3 separate regions of the Mus musculus genome follow, and regions 1 and 3 are each linked to region 2. The links are chromatin contacts, found by Hi-C or POLR2A ChIA-PET in ENCODE. All regions are on one chromosome and are shown on one strand. Each heading gives the region's core, a stretch centred on a gene start or an enhancer-like site at or near the end of the contact. The rest is flanking DNA. Distances are from core to core; before and after follow the strand shown. Region 1 holds the start of Zfp846 (zinc finger protein 846). Region 2 holds the start of Zfp317 (zinc finger protein 317). Region 3 holds the start of Zfp560 (zinc finger protein 560).

Region 1 (3,735 bases), core at 410-2,909, 960 kb before region 2:
CTAGACCCTGTGGCCCCGAAGCCTATGTTACTTATTATCAATCCTTACTGCAGCTTTCAAACCTCTCCTTTGGAGCTACTCTAAGTATGTGGGAGTAAGTGGGAAGGGGAACACACTAATTTTTAAATATAACGTTTGATTTCACTCAGAAATAGCAAAACATGACTTTCTTAAAGAACTTGAGACTCTTCAAAAGTTACCTATAGAACCAGGCATGATGCTAGACACCAGAAATTCCAACTCCTGGGAGGTAAAGGCTGGGGAATTAGGAGTTCAGAGTCAGCCTCAATTACATAGCAAGGTGTATGATAGCCTGGGCTACCTGAGACCCTACTTCAGAGAACAAACAGAGGCCATGGAGCCGGGCGTGGTGACGCACGCTTTTAATCCCAGCACTTGGGAGGCGGAGGCGGAGGCGGAGGCGGAGGCGGAGGCGGAGGCGGAGGCGGAGGCGGAGGCGGAGGCGGAGGCGGAGGCAGGCAGATTTCTGAGTTTGAGGCCAGCCTGGTCTACAAAGTGAGTTCCAGGACAGCCAGGGCTATACAGAGAAACACTGTCTCTAAAAAAACAAAAACAAAAAACAAACAAACAAAAAACAGAGGCCATGGAGATGAACCAGCGAGTAAAGGCCAAGCCAGAGAGCCTGATCTCCAGCGCCCAGATGGTGGAAAGTAAGACCAACCCATGGGAACTGATCTCTGAGCTGAGCCAGGGTAATTCCCACTTTTTTTTCTTTTTCTTTCTTTCTTTTTTCTTTTTCTTTTCTTTTTTTTTTTTTTTTTTTTTTTTTTAAACTCTATAGGGATGTACAGGCCTGGAAACTTCAAATAAAGAGAACAGGGTACTCCCATTCTCACCAGTAGAAAGCCATAATCACACAGTATCTGTACTTTATGTATAAAATGTTCAGGGCAAGGGTTAGTAGCTCACTGAATGAGCAGTTCTACTAGCAGTAAAGTCAAGAGGAGGAGAGGTGAAGAAAGAGAAAGGAAATGGAGAGAGTGAGGAAGGAAAGGCATGGAAAATGAAAAAAGGTTAAGATTAAGGAAATAAACATTTAGCAGGCGGTGGCAAAAGCCTTTAATGCCAGCAGAGGCAGGCGGATCTCCAGGAGTTTAGGTCAGCCTGGTCTACCTAGCGAGTTCTGGAAAAGCCAAATAATAAAGATTGACCTCCAAATAGAAATGTTTAGTCCTAGATACCTACGAATACTTTTTCTACCCGAATGTCATGTGGCAGAATTAATCAGACGATGCCAAAGACAAAGCCACACTCTGCAAGGAACAAATCACAGCCTGGGGCGCTCACCCGAGCTCCACAATCGCTGGGCTGTGCAGTGGAGGCGGCGGCTGCAGAGAGATGGCCCGTGGCGGGCTTCTGTGCTGGAAGAGGAATCTGGAAGGCGGCTTCTGCAGAGGGCGAGCGAGCAGATGGAAGCTTGGAGAGCATTCGCCAGAGGGAGGCGGGGTGCCCGTGAGACCCGCCCGTCCTAGGCTTCGGGCCTACGGGGACCGCCCCTCGGCGAGCTGCACACACAGCCACGCCTTAAACTGACCCTCCACGGCCGCCGTCACCCCCCATCCTTGCCTCGGCGACTTCCTAGACGTAAAGATGAACCGGAGGTGAAGACACTGAGAACTACAGGACGCAGCCATCACTAGAAAAGAGTCGGGCCTTTGCAGGCGTCACTTCCGCTTCCGTCCTGGCGTGAAGCCCGGGAGATTTGGGTCCCAGCCACCTTGGATAGAGATAAAATTCTAGGAGCTGGAGAAGGACCCAGGCTGGATTCCCAGTACCCACATGGCAGCACACAGTCGCCCACCAAGCCTGATCTAATTCTTATCTAATCTAATCCCCATCTCTTTTCTTTCCTTCTTCCCTCCCATTCTTCCCTTCCTCCCTCTCTCCCATTCTTCCCTCCTTTCCTCCCCTCTTCCTCCCTCCCCATTCTTGTTTTAGTCTTAGCCTAGGCTTGGTGCCGCTGTGCCTTTAGTCCCAGCATTCAGGAGGCAGAGGCAGGCAGATTTCTGCGTTCAAGGCTAGTCTGAAAATTGAGACTATGTCTCACACACACACACACACACACACACACACACACACACACACACACACACACAGAGAGAGAGAGAGAGAGAGACTGAGAGAGAGAGAGAGAGAGAGAGAGAGAGAGAGAGAGAGAGAGAGAATATTCTCGAGCCAAAATAAGTGACTTTGGCGCAGGAATACAGATTAGCACTTCAAGTTCCATATGCAAATATGCTGTTTCATGAGGTTATTGCAGTAACAAAGAAAATACTAAAGCATATGACATGTTCCCAGACCTTAACACAATTGACTTCATGGTAGAAAACTCAGCCACAAAACTCAGCATGTAGACAGAACCACTAGCCAAAATGAAAACAAAGACCTAATCCATCTAAGTCTGTAGTTCTGGGAAAGTCTTTAAATGTACAAACCTTGCTGTTTGGCTTCTGTAGTTCTCCTTCTGGCTATATGTTCTCGTTAACTGAAACATGTCGCCAGGATATGGTTTTTGTGTTTAAAAGCTCACCCTGAGAAAGGCTCAGTGCTGCACTGGGATCCGGAACATCCAGTGTAATAAAGACCTGGCTAATAAAGACTTTTTACTGGCTTAAACTCATGTCTGAGCAGTCTTTTCTGGTGGATACCACACTATAAGCACAACACTCCAGATGTGTTGGTAGAAACTCAAGTAGGTCTGTTGCAGAAAAAGAAAATCTCTGCTATAGGCATCAGATGCAATTGTAGCCTTTTGTTTAGCAGAGACTACTGCTGTATTATAGACCTAATAGTCACAAAGATGTTAGGTCACACACAGGGCAAGAAATGGCTCCAAGGGTACTCAAGACTGTTTTTTCAAAGGCCTTTGTCAAAGGCGTCTTTTGCAGCTATTGAGATGATCATGTGGTTTTTGTCTGTTAGTCCATTTATGTGACTTATTACCTTTATTGACGTGTTTTTTAGATCATCCCTGCATTTCAGGGATAAAGCCAATTTACTCAGATGTATACTCTTTTTAAAAATGTTTTTTAGAGTTTTTATTAGATTTATTCATTTTATTTTATATGTGTTTTGCCGGCATATATGTCTGTGCACCACGTGTATGCTTTGTGGACATGGAGGTCAGAGAGGGCATCAGATACCCTGGAACTGGACTTACAGATGGCTGTGAATCAGCATGTGCTGGGAATTGAACCTGGGTCCGCTACAAGAGCAGCAAATGCTCATAGTTGTTGAGCAATCTCTCTAGATCCTTTCGTAATCTTTTAAATGTATGTTTGTATTCTATTTGCAATAGAATTTTAAAGAGCATTTTTGGGATCTATGTTCTGTAGCTGAGTCTTTTTGTTGTTGTCTTTATCTGGTTTTGATATTAGAGTGATACTGGTTTCATAGAATAAGTTTGGGGGTGCTCCTCTCTCTCTCTCTCTCTCTCCTTCCCTCCCTCCGTCTTTCCTTCCCTCCCTCCTTTTTTCTTTTAACAATGTAAAAGTACTGGCTATAGCAGTCAAAAAATTCGACTGTGGATTTGAAAGATTGATAGAATTTGGCTATAAATCCATCTGTCCCTAGACTTTTATTTTTAAACTGGAAGACTTTTTATACCATTTCAACCAGGAGTTATAGCCTGATGATTTTGCTCCAAGGTTCATTCTGCACAAATTCTTAATCTGTCCCAAGGAGGGTTTTTGATTGGGTTTGGTGAGTCTGTTG
Region 2 (3,341 bases), core at 726-3,225:
TCCATTATGCTTGAAAAAAAACAAAAACAAAAACTCCATTATTTGCTTATTCACTCGATATACCAGCATTATATTGGTCAAGCACAAGATATTTCAATTCACCTGAAATACAGCAGGGGAAAAAAGAGCAGAAAAAAAGAAAACACAATAGAAGAGTACAGCAATACAGAAGGAAAAGAAAAGGACGATAAAAACAAACAGATGAACAAAATTAAAAACAACAAACAAAAAACAAAACACCTCCAGAAAAAGACAAGTTCCTTGACATAAAAATAGAAAAAATTCCAGCATATGGGAAGCCAATTTTACTTAAGAGTCAGAAGGAAAGCAGGGTCATCTATGATTGTGCTAGATAAACTCACTACCAATATTTCAAATCTCCATCCAAACCAGGATATAACAAATGTGTATAATTAAAAGGAAGCATATTTACTTATTTTAGTCAGGTGACAGAACTGCCTATGAACAACATCCAAATACTGTACTAAATTAGTAGAAATATATATTTTAGAAATAATCTTGATCTCAAATTCATAAAGTATAACAGCTTGAAGAAAATGTTATTGAAAACACAGGTAAGGAACAACAATATGAACCACAGAATTCTAAGGTGGGGGATAGGGGACTTTTGGGACAGCATTTGAAATGTAATGAAGAAAATACCTAATAAAAAATTAAAAAAAAAAAAAAAACAAGTAGAAAAAAGGTTGAGAGGAAAAAAAAAGAAAATACACTTAAAATCAAATTGCTCAGCTATATAAACAGATTAACTATAAAATTTAATGGCATAAAAATGTCAATATTCTAAAGACTAAAATACAGACCCAACACACCTTGGAGAGAGAAATGCAGCATCTGGGTTTTACATCTCATTTTAAAATATAAGGTGTGACACTATTGAAAAGTGACTACCTTTTGAGTTTAAGATACTTGGTGCAATGGGATACTTGGATCAGTAGAAAAATGATTTCATTAAAATACATAATAGTATTGGGGGAACAGCAAAATCCACATATTTCACTATAGGGGAGAGAAAATATGTACTATAACAAGAGCACACGAGTCTTTAATGATCTCCATCATAATCTAGCTTATAAATTCACTAAATGGTCATCGTTTTAATATTTTTTCATAATATAAAAATTGCCATTTTATTTAAAATTTAAGTGTTCAATTTCCCTGGCACCTATCATGTTCATTATTGTGTAACCATCATCACTAACTTCTAAAGTCATGTTTATTACTTACGGATACCATTGTCACCTTGTAGACTACAAACAAAAATTTGGCCTCTGCAAAAAACATAGCTATTGCTATCTTTAATTATCTTTAATTATATGTTTATTGAAGTTGTGGCTTTTATATAAAAGCTTGGAAAAATATTATGGAAAAAGTTCAAAGTATTTAATTAGATTAACTTTCAAATTAAATTACAACTATGTTTACAAGTAATTTATTCACATGAGGATTGTCAGCCAACAAACGCATAAAGCAACTGATGATTTAACATAATAGAAAAGGTATTAGGCAAGTTTCACAATAACAAAAAGAAAAAGGTGTGCACATATCAATGATAGTTTTAGGAAGGAAACCCATGCTAAGAGCAATCACTGTCATTCCGACACCCCTGAACATCCTGGTCTACATATTTTAAAACCTCTCCTGGGTCGCCAGGATGGGGACCTCAAGGCACGCCTCCTAAGGTTTCTGCTGTCCTCATCCCGGCCACAGCCCTCCGCTTCCTGGAGCTAACGGGTTAAGTGACGAACCACGGGCTTACCAGACTGAGGGTGGAATCCAGGAAGCGGAAGTCTCCGCGGCTAAGGCGGAAGAACTAGAAGTTCACGCAAGGCCCCGGAATGCTTCAGAACGCTTCGGGGAACAGGAGGGTCCAAACACAGGGGAAACCCCAACTATCCTTTCGCACATGTGACTTCCACTAGCTCCCCGAAGCAATGGCTTCTACTTCACGTCCGTCTTCGAAATCTCGCGAAACTTCATAAGCCTTTTATAACGTGAAACCTTCACGGCGTGCATCTTGGGAAATGGAGTTTGATAACCTTAATGAGCCGTGCATTCTTGGTGAACTAGGAACTCTCGCGAAACCGATTAATTGCTTCTAAATGAGATTGAAATGGTTTATGGGAAATGTAGTTTCTACGTTGGACGGCCCTGACAAGGGTTTATGGGAAATGTAGTTTCTAGTTGGACGGCCCTGACAAGGATGCTCAAGTAGAATATATATATGTGTGTATGTGTGTATGTGTGTATGTGTGTATGTGTGTATGTGTGTATGTGTGTATGTGTGTATGTGTGTATGTGTGTATGTGTGTATGTGTGTATGTGTGTATGTGTGTATGTGTGTATGTGTGTATGTGTGTATGTGTGTATGTGTATATGTGTATATGTGTATATATGTATATATGTATATATGTATATATGTATATATATGCTTTTTCCAAGTTCTAATTGCACCACATCATCTTATGGGCCTGCCTTCAGCTTGTTCTTCTTTCTAAGATCATCAACCTGAACCTGTTAGCAGTCACTCTTCCTACTTTAAATATTGTATGCAATCACTATAACCCATAACCCATACCTATACCCCCAAAACTACACTGCCTTACTTAAGATATTTAGACACATATTTAAATACTGAAAACACACCCAACCTAACCTCAAATATAGCAGCTTTATCAACTTGTTCGTTTCAAAATCGGTGTCAACACAAAACTACTCTTGCCGCAGATAAATTTGTTCACAAACAAATACCAAAGACCATGACCCAGAAACACCAACTGAGGGTGTGACAAAAGACAAATTTTTGCCAAGGAACTGCACACATGGGATTTTATTAGTCATAGAATGAAAAGAGTGAAAGATCAAGGCATTTAATAAATATGATGGGTGATAGATTAATATCTTGCAGAAAAGTAGGACAAAAAACTCTGCTGTGTATCTGTGTTGCTATCTATAGCATTGTAAGTTTTTAGGATTGATTAAGATTATTCATGTCTTAATAATATATGTTAAAGAATTTCATAAAGGTTGTTCAGCCAGATATAGGGATGGGCAATGAAATGAACTGAGGATACTGGAAATTGCCTAAGTTAATTTGATTTATGATAGTATTTGAACTTCACATGAAGTTATAAAGTTCTCATAACCATAGTATTTCTGCATTATCAACCTATCCTCTCAGCATGGACCATGAAAATCATGATACTATTAAAGATTAAAGAATCTTCAAAGTTAGTATACATTTGTATTCTCTTTTTCCTTTCTTTTCTTTTCTTTTCCTTTTTTTCTTTTCCTTTCTTTTCTTTCTTTCTTTCTTTCTT
Region 3 (3,508 bases), core at 245-2,744, 760 kb before region 2:
ACTTCCTCATGGAAGTCTTTTTATATAACATGTACAACATATATGAAGCATGCTCAAAAGAAGCCCTCACATACTTAGGAGTGGCAGGTACTATATAAATGTCATGATAAGGGTCATAAGGAACAGATTTCATTTTCTAGGCTCTTTGCTCTCTAGACCACTCCCATTCTCAAGAGTGCTCCTCACCCCCTTTAAGCCCTTTCCTTCCTTTCTTTCTCTTGTGTGTGACCCTATATTCCTGACTAGTTTGAAACTATTTATGTAGACTTGACTGGACTCAACTCACACTGTTTCCGACTCTTGCAAACTCTGAATTTAAAAAAGTGTGGGTCTCAAAAGAGTCCGGTCCCCAATGAAGGAGCTAGAGAAAGGACCCAAGGAGATGAAGGGGTTTCCAGCCCTATAGGAGGAATAACAATATGAACTAACCAGTACCCCCAGAGCTCCCAGGGACTAAACCACCAACCAAAGAGTACCCATGGTGGAACTCATGGCTCCAGCTGCATATGTAGCAGAGGATGGCCTAGTTGGTCAGCAATAGGAGGAGAGGCCCTTTGTCCTGTGAAGGTTCTATGCCCCAGTTTAGGGAATGCCAGGGCCAGGAAGCAGGTGTGGGTGGGTTGGTGAGCAGGGGGAGGGGAGAAAGGATAGGGGGTTTTCGGAGGGGAAAGCAAGAAAGGGGACATTTGAAATGTAAATAAAGTAAATATCTAATAAAAAAAGTGTGGGTCACTATGCCTGGTCCCAATTTTCTTTTAGTTATTATTTTGTATAATGTGGTTAAGAGTGCAGGTGCACGTGTGCCGGCCTGAGGACAACTTGTGGAAGTTCGGCTCGCTCATCGGGTCTTGAACTGAGGTTATCATCAGGCTTGGAGGCAAGCTTCTTTACTCTGTGAGCCATCTCATCCACCCTACTTTCCTTTTCGTAATAAACTGTCTTTACTTCGAAAGGCGTGTTTCTCGTCTAATTCTGTGACTAGAGACACAAGTACCTGGATACTTAAGTGGGTGCATTAAGGCTCACAAACCTAACAGGAGCAACACTGGGTGACGTGTGCGCTTTGACAGGTCTGTCCTGTGTCCACACGGGCACAACTCCAGTCGTTGGTCTGGTTGTCAGGCCAGCAGTCTCTAAATCGAGTTGGGGTAAAGCCACTCTTGGGGCAGGAATCGGTAACTGCCCTGCCTGAAGGGGCGTAAACTCAGGGTAAACTGAAGCGCCCGAAGCCGGAGGACACTTAAGTCGAAGAAAACAGCAGTGACATCAGCCGCCCTCCGCAGTCTCTTACGCTCCAGCCCTTGGTTGCAGAGTTCTTTTTCCATCTCTGTGGTCGTCAACTTGTATGAGACGCTGGCGACACTAAATAAATTCTTGCTCTGAACGTCTTCCAAACAGCCCGCGCAGTGGTCGGAACTGGTCCTGCAGCCCCAGGCCGGGAGCGGAAGTGCCGTTGGCGGTGTTACCTTCCGACTCTTCCGGCGCGAGCTCTAGGGTGTGAAGCTCCTTTGTTCCTCAGAGGCGGGGTCCGCCCCTCGGCGGCTGCACTTCCTCGGGCTGTGCGGGCCAGCGCGGCCGGAACCTCCGCTGCGCGCTTGGTTCTCTGTCTTTATTTTCAGGAATTGGCGAGTTCAGGTGAGTGCGAGGTGAAAGCTGTTGAGAGGGCTTTGCCACCTTGTATTTACAAACGCGTGTGTCGTCAGAAATACGGCATCCTCTTCGCACGTCCCTTATTTGTTTCCAACACTTAGTTACATTTGGGTAGAAAGCCATCTCTTTAGTTGTCGGTGTGCTTGTAAACGCGTGTGTACTGGAAAAACAAAAAACAACAAACAAAACCTTAAACCAGTATTCACTCATTGTAGCGGAATTTCTTAGGCCCTACCTACAGGATTCAAAACAAGGACCTGTAGGAGGAATGGGTGGAGACTATTGAAGTATTCGGGTTGATTTATTTCTGCAAAAAATGTTTGGGTGAGTTGTGTTGATGGAAAAAAAAAATAGCTCTGGCCTTAAAGGAAATAAAAGTTGATCCTGAACCAAATAATGACAATGACCAGAAAAATATGTGTTTCCCCAAAATAACATGTTCCATTGTGGAAGTGGTTACATGACTTATTAGTGTTTTTATTTATTTATTTATGGGTGTTTTATTTGGTCATTTCTTGTATATGTGGATAGTTGGTTATGGCAAAGCGACAAAATTCAGCCTATATTCTTGGGCAGCTTGTAGCAATTGGAGAAGCTTAATATTTAATAAAGGAAATAAATATGAGACTGCAAATTGATGAAGACTCAAAGTTGAGGGCTATATTTTTCCTGTCTTTGTATGGTAATAGGTAAAATAAAGAAAAAAATGGCGATTTAATCCAAAAATACTAGATGTTGGAGTTAGTGATGCTGAAGGGAGTGGGAAATAGTCATCTCTCCCTCTTCCTAAAGTATTAGCGAGTGTTGGGACTGCCTTTTTCAGTGTGTCACCTGAGTCTCTTTGGAGATCATTGTTCTTGTTTGTTAGGATTGACAGAGGCAGTATGATAATGAAAGAGAGAGGAGACCTCAGCAGAAGGAGGTTGTCCTTTCCTGGGAAGGTGGAGAGTGTGTGTCGAGGGGCTTGGGGTTTGAGAGGGCAGAAAAGAGACTGGAAATTTCATCTGTATGTTTGTTCTTTGTAGTCTTAGGACGGAGACATGCCAGTAGTTGCTTTATCATATGTTGAGTGTTTTTGTAAGGTTTTCCCTGGCTCCTGACTGCAGATCATGTTCTCTTCAGTGTTGGCTTTCTAGTCAGTATGCTGAGTCAGGAGTTTCTCAGCCCCTCTGATGCCCTTTACTTTAGATTATTAACTCGCCAGTGTAATGTTACACTCGTGTTCCTGAAGAAGTTGGGTCTCGCCGCAGCGCTCTTGCTTGCAATGATAGTGCTTGATGACAGTTCTGTTAGGTCACCTGGAAAATGAGTACTATTTCACTTTGGAGGTGGAAGCAAACTCTGCTGAGAAGCTATTGAAGTAGACACTACAGAATTTATTGGAGTTCAGTAATTACCAGATGTCGAATGTATGGAATCAGTAATTTCACGAGTATTGCTTCTAGGGGGCTAGGTGGTGGTACCAGCAAATCAAGGTTATAGTAAGATGTTAATAGATGCCCTTTAATATTTGGATTTCAGCAAGCAAAGTTGGCCACAGATGGAGAAACAATAGAGATAGATAATCACCCTCCTAGAATTGTTTTTAATATAAAATTTAACCCTAAGCTCCCTATTTTTGTGTATTGTCTCTCTTAGTTGTTTTAACTAGGGATCTATGCGACCATTTTATCAAGCCAACAAGTAGGAATATCTTTGATTTTATTTTACTGTCTCCTATATTAGAAGGTTTAAGGCCAAAATGGAATGCTTTTCTACAGTAAACACTATGACTGTGAGAAATCTAAGCAAGGATAAAGTTCAAGTAAAGCCTGTGTATTGTTTTCTTCTGTATTTATTCATTAGCTTGAGATGTTTC

The links. Hi-C counts contacts between places; a loop is a spot of excess contacts on that map. ChIA-PET counts read pairs that join two places held with the same protein, here RNA polymerase II (POLR2A).
Region 1: a map of left cerebral cortex shows a loop between it and region 2 (7-fold over the local background). The contact joins the promoter of Zfp846 here to the promoter of Zfp317 in region 2. A Hi-C loop is called at or near these places in 1 of 37 maps with a recorded cell type or tissue (left cerebral cortex). POLR2A ChIA-PET finds 5 or more read pairs at or near these places in 1 of 5 experiments (Patski).
Region 3: a loop to region 2 is called in a map of T-helper 17 cell, with 6 times the contacts of the local background. The contact joins the promoter of Zfp560 here to the promoter of Zfp317 in region 2. A Hi-C loop is called at or near these places in 3 of 37 maps with a recorded cell type or tissue (T-helper 1 cell and T-helper 17 cell). POLR2A ChIA-PET finds 5 or more read pairs at or near these places in 1 of 5 experiments (Patski).

The regions. Positions count from the first base shown.
Region 1 is chr9:20,579,252-20,582,986 of GRCm38, reverse strand. It overlaps Zfp846 (zinc finger protein 846), which reads right to left and starts at 1,659. Exons shown (of 6, transcript NM_172919.2): 1 at 1,309-1,659. Gm51704 (a long non-coding RNA gene) reads left to right here. Exons shown (of 2, transcript XR_003948290.1): 2 at 1-2,637.
Region 2 is chr9:19,620,725-19,624,065 of GRCm38, reverse strand. It overlaps Zfp317 (zinc finger protein 317), which reads right to left and starts at 1,975. Exons shown (of 9, transcript NM_172918.4): 1 at 1,781-1,975.
Region 3 is chr9:20,383,144-20,386,651 of GRCm38, reverse strand. Zfp560 (zinc finger protein 560) reads left to right here and starts at 1,494. Exons shown (of 7, transcript NM_001004190.3): 1 at 1,494-1,635.